Linked DNA regions of Homo sapiens: region 2 is linked to region 1. A link is an interaction called in ENCODE POLR2A ChIA-PET data of the cell type or tissue named here. Cell type or tissue: MCF 10A. All regions are shown on one strand. Each heading gives the region's core, and the rest is flanking DNA. Links, peaks and the distances in the headings are about the cores only.

Evidence for each region. ChIA-PET counts read pairs that join two places held together with the same protein. Peaks named below come from ENCODE experiments on the same cell type or tissue, not always from the same donor. Only the 100,000 strongest peaks of a DNase experiment are listed, where the experiment ranks them.
Region 2: POLR2A ChIA-PET joins it to region 1 with 14 read pairs; 12 of 35 experiments call an interaction of 5 or more read pairs at or near these places.

Annotation. Positions count from the first base shown.
Region 1 is chr12:95,203,135-95,206,050 of GRCh38, forward strand. All of the region lies in intron 2 of FGD6 (FYVE, RhoGEF and PH domain containing 6), which reads right to left. Among named protein-coding and RNA genes, the nearest start is that of FGD6, 13 kb to the right of the region's middle. In MCF 10A, for the core only: no CTCF peak of the experiment used is centred there; DNase peaks (open chromatin) are centred at 1,137, 1,467 and 2,667.
Region 2 is chr12:95,151,711-95,154,626 of GRCh38, forward strand. It overlaps FGD6 (FYVE, RhoGEF and PH domain containing 6), which reads right to left. Exons shown (of 21, transcript NM_018351.4): 4 at 1,216-1,283; 5 at 1,101-1,131. Among named protein-coding and RNA genes, the nearest start is that of FGD6, 64 kb to the right of the region's middle. In MCF 10A, for the core only: no CTCF peak of the experiment used is centred there; no DNase peak of the experiment used is centred there.

The DNA of each region.
Region 1 (2,916 bases), core at 294-2,793:
AGCAGCTCTTCAAGACCAGTCTCAAATTTAAAATGGGGAGAAACAAAAACTTAGTACTTTCTTTCATCAGAGATGAGGGTATACTGATTCATTTAAAAGAAATAATTTTGAAGTTCAATTTATGTTGAATTCTGGTGCTTGAAGACCAAAAGATAAATCCAAACCTGTCAAATGACAGGCACTTCTGGGCAAAGTTTCAAGGGACAACAATCCACATTTCTGATTCCACTTCCTCTCTTCTCAGTCCCAGTTTGCAATCTGGCTCCTTCTCCAACAGTACCACTAAAACTGCTCTCACCAACATTAAAAAACAACCTCCTAAACACCAGATCTAATCACGCCCATTTAAAAAAGACTTGGTTCAAGTGTTGCCATGTAGGTGATGTTTTCTTTAATACCCTATTCAGGGTACAACTAAGAAAAAGACAACTAATTAGTAAAACCATGTATTATAAATTTCTGTCACCTCAATGGGCAGAAGTTCCTTGGGAGTAGGCATCACTTTTCACCTTTGAAAGTACAATGCTTGACATATGGTCAGTATCTGTGAAATAAATAAATCGAGGGTTTGCTAAGTTGCCTAGGAAAACCCAATTATCATACTTTTTCTTTGAAATATTTATAATAAGAACAAATTGAAACAACACAGGAAAAACTTGGAATGTTTCCAGGGACAGTTTTCTTTATAGAATCAAGAAATCTGCCTCAATTTCAAAAAGGAAATTCCAACATTTGGACACTATTATTTTGCTGATTTGTCTATAGCCCTTGAATAAGGGTTACAGACAAAGGCTCAAAGGCTCAAATTTTAGGAACTTCTCTCTGAACATCAAACTTCTTAAATAAAAATAGTAGTAAATGGGTACCCATCACCTGAATATCAATAAGATAGAAAGATCCTTTGCCTGCTGGCTATTTTATGTTTATTATATCTGAAACATTTCAAGGAAGAGGTCTCATAACTATACTCCCAAAATGTCAGAATAATCCAGAGTGGCTCACAGTTGCACTACCAACAAAACTGCCTCTGAGAACCCGGAGCGGTGACTAAATGATGACCTATCTGGAACACCTAAAGCTATGGTTTCTCCAGCCATGGGAACTTCCCTTCCAGTCTCCTTCATCTTCAGGTTTGGCTGTTCGTCCTTTCTCCTCTGGGGTTTCTCAGTGCCACTCCTTACACCCTCATCCAGTCTCCTCCTCTGGTTTCTTCTACTCACTCTGCCAGGCATCAGAAACTCAATTAGCCGAATGATGCAGTTAGCAAAGGAGAACGGGGAGGGAAAGAGAGAAGGGATTGGAATAAGAAGAAAAGGAGGTAGAGAAACTCACTGCCTACTAATTCCCAGCCACTACCCTACCCTTCCCCCTTATCACTCCTGACGACTTTCAGTCTTCCACACAGCTCACCCAGCCCCCAGTTTCCTCATTCTTCCTTAGTCATCTCATCCTTCCCACAAACCCTGGGGCCCCAGGCCTTGTAGATTTGCTCCTCTGAGATCCCAGGTGCTTAACCCCACCCTGGCTACCGCCTCAGCCCCAGCTTGCATCACAGGGACACACGTGCATGCACGCGCACACACACACACACATACACAGTCAGAGATAATTCACCTCCCTTGGGCTGGGGTAGGGAGAGGAGTGGAGGGGAAGACAGGGCAGTAATGGTTAATATAACCTGCGGACTAAACTGAGGACTTCACCACCATTTCAAAGCTGTTTCTTTGGGAAATACACTCTGAGTTCCAAATTACCATGAACTTTTAGAACACAATCCTTTTAGGAATTGGGGACTGCCTACAACTACTTTCTGATAAATTGTAAACATGTTGTTATAAATTTGTAAATGTAGGCTAGGCATGGTGGCTGACGCCTATAATTCCAGCACTTTGGGAGGCTAAGGCAGGAGGATGTCTTGAGACCAGGAGTTCGAGACTAGCCTGGGCAACAAGGTGAAACCCCATCTCTACAAAAAATACAAAAATTAGATGGGTGTGGTGGCACATGCCTGTGGTACCAGCTACCTGGGAGGCTGAGATGGGAGGATCACTTAACCCCAGGAGGTCAAGGCTACAGTGAGCAGTGATGGTGCCACTGTACTCCAGCCTGGGCAACACAGCATGACTCTGTCTCAAAAAAAAAAAAAGTAAATGGTAAGCAATGGATTTATGAAACATCTATATTCTAAAGAATAAGACCATATGGGCTACACCCAAGCTTGTCAAAAGTCTGTTTACTAACCAGAATTTGGTTGGTCACATGTGTAGACTCTGTAAAATACATGATTCAGTGAATTAGAGCCCTGACCCAGACTTTCTTCCCTGAAGGTTGAGAAACTAAGACACCCTTGTGATGACCCCAGCAGAAAAATCTTAAACAGAGTTCATTTTCACTTTTTCTTATCATTTTAGAACCCCAGTCAGTGTACTGGATTTTGAATTAAGTATTCTAAGGCACAGGTCTGTATTTTCAACAGCGAGATTACCAAACAGGACCCTTTGAGCTCACCTGAAATGTATGCCTCACTGTTCATTTATTTGATCTCAGGGTGTCAAGGTGTCCTCCTCAGGAAGACTTGAATTTCTTTTCTCCTCTATTCAATGTTGTTTACAAGAGGAACAACCTCCCAGGCAATACTGTGATTCTGACCCTATGACTCAGGGCTTTTGATTCCTCTGGCACATTTTAGTAGTCTCAAGCCTGTTGCAGGCTCCCTGCTGCAGGCCTAAACAAAAGTCTCCTTGGAAAGCGAAATTCAAAAGCAAAGCTCACCCAGCTTTTACCAGGCTGCCCTACTTGACAGCCTATAACCTGTCCAAAGCCGCCCTGGTTTCCTGTGGCCTCCAGAAAGAACTCTCCTTATGCCACTGGCTGGCTGCGTCCATTAACCCCTTCTCACCAGCTTCCACCCAGTCG
Region 2 (2,916 bases), core at 175-2,674, 52 kb before region 1:
ACTTAAATGGATGTATATTTGGTGAACCTTTCATTTCTCCACAATTAAGCCTAATTTATGATGTTAATAATTACACCACATAAGTAAACTGTCACTTCAACTCCTTTTTTCATTTTCATCTACCTTTTCCTTTTGTTTTACCCCTTTCTTAAGTCTTAATATCTTGCCTAAATATAATTGAAATAAAGTAACCCTAAAAGCACTTTAACTGTCAATGCATAATGAAACTTGTGAAAACCTGCAAGGACAAAGGAGTGCATGAGAAAAATGAATATGCACCCTGACACATATCATAATTCTTTCCTAACAAGTCTGTTCAAGTTGACAATTATAGGCTGGCTGCAGTGGCTCATGTCAGTAATCCCAGCACTTTAGGAGGCCAAGGCGGGTTGATCACTTGAGCCCATGAGTTTGAGATCAGCCCGGGTAACATGTTGAAACCCCATCTCTACAAAAAATACAAAATTTAGCTGGGCATGGTGGTGAGTGCCTGTAGTCCCAGCTGCTCAGGAGCCTGAGGTAGGAGAATTGCCTGAACCCAGGAGGTTGAAAGGCTGCAGTGAGCTAAGATCGCACCACTGCACCCTAGCCTGGGCAACAGAATAAGATGCTCTCTCAAATCAAAAAAACAAAAAAAAGTTGACCATTTAAAAAACAGAAAATAGAACTAAAACTTAGTTGTAAAAATGTCTATTTCTAATCTCTCCTAAATGGAGGTAGTAAAAGGAAAAATAGTAAGAAAATTGCCTATTTCAAATCTGTTTCTGGGAGCTTATTTAGGTAGGAGAAAAACACTTTTGGACAATGATAATGATGCTCTTCATGTATTGCTAATGCAAAACTCTAACAGCAAGTATCTTCAGCAAATGCCTAAGAAAATATATTATCACCTTCAAAACTGTTATGAAGACATAAAGTTTGAAGACTTTGGACATATAGCTACTAAGACTCTTTCAGAAATCATGTTATCTACATATATGAAATACATACATTTTAGAAAATGTCTATCATTAAGTTAGTAATGCTGAAAACTTCTAGGGGTAGGGAAAGTACAAAAGGGAATAGTCTTAGACTTCAAGAAAATATTAGCAGATACTTACAATATGCAAAAGTTTTAACACATCCACAAACCTGTAAAAAACAACAATGAAAAAAATGTTTTAAATGTGCCAATGGGGGGAAAACAGTCTTCTGAATTGTAAACTAGATACCTACACTTTCTCTGAGCTCATGATCTCCTTGGCAATATGATGAACTTTACTTTTCATTCCATTATCTTCATCCTGTGGATAAGAGCACATTTAACATGAACTCATAAAAGAATAATGAAGATCAGCTATGAGCTAGTCAGACACGAATTTTAACTCTGATACTTGTAAGTTTCCTCCTAGCACACAGTTCATACCATATAACATTTCAAATGGCAAACGTGGAGAATTGGATGAGGGATAAACCATGTCACAGGAATAGCTGAGAGCAATCAGTAATCTTCACTGTCATTAGCTGGATTGATGAACTGCCCTGAGTAGCTCCAGAACCTTGCTGGGATGCAACCATCAGTGGTTCAAAATGGAAGTCACAAACTAAAAAGGCTACAGGGGAAGTGGCCCCTTACAGATAGATACCAGAAGAAGACTCCTTTGGGTGTGTACAAATAATTTAAGAATTTGGCTGGGTGCAGTGGCTCACGCCTGTAATCCCAACACTTTGGGAGGCCGAGGCGGGTGGATCACCTGAGGTTGGGAGTTCAAGACCAGCCTGACCAACATGGAGAAACCCCGCCTCCACTAAAAATACAAAATTAGCTGGGCATGGTGGCTCATGCCTGTAATCCCAGCTGCTCGGGAGTCTGAGGCAGGAGAATTGCTTGAACTCAGAAGGCAGAGGTTGCAGTGAGCCGAGATCGCGCCATTGCACTATAGCCTGGGCAACAAGGGTGAAACTCTGTCTCAAAAACAAAAACAAACAAACAAACAAAAATAATTAGTTAATATCCAATAGGAATGTAGATGAGAACTTCACCATAAGTAAAGGTATTTTAACTCACAACTTAAATATAGTCTGAACAGGGCTCTTCTTCAATCTATAACAAATATAAGTCAAAATTACAGTCACAGGCTCTCCGAATTTCCTTAAAATCCCTTTTAGATATATGCTTAGAGAGTCAAGGCAGTTTTATGCTAAGGAGCTGAAATGAAATTCGTGTGTGTGTGTGTGTGTGTGTGTGTGTGTGTGTGAGTGAGAGAGAGAAGAGACAGAGAGAGAGAGAGACAGAGTCTCGCTCTGCTGCCCAGGCTGGAGTGCAGTGGTGTGATCTCAGCTCACTGCAACCTCTGCCTCCGGGGTTCGAGAGATTCTCCTGCCTCAGCCTCCCGAGTAGCTGGGACTACAGGTGCGTGCCATCACGCCTGGCTAATTTTTTTGTACTTTTAGTAGAGACGGGGTTTCACCATGTTAGCCAGGATGGTCTCGATCTCCTGACCTTGTGATCTGTCCACCTTGGCCTTCCAAAGTGTTGGGATTACAGGTGTGAGCCACTGTGCCCGGCCATGAAATTCTTTTATTATGGACTACTTTGTATAAAAACTAAATGCCCTAGCAGGAACAAAAAAAATGTGCATCTTTAACAAAATAATAATAAAGATGACTCAAAAAGAGGTCTCAGTATTTAGGTGAATTTGTTGTTGTTGTTTTCAATAAAATATCGAGAGTTGGATTTAGTTCCAGGGAAATCAGAGAAAAGGAGAGAAGCTTCTCTCCATTTATGTTCCAGTTCAAGATCAGAACACTACAGTTCCACAGTAAAGACCAAAAAGAGTAAATAAGGAACAAGCAAGTATAAATTTTAGATGTTACACCTAAGGTGAAAATGATGACTGCTGACATTAAAACGAAAATGCTTGGATGTTTCTTTGA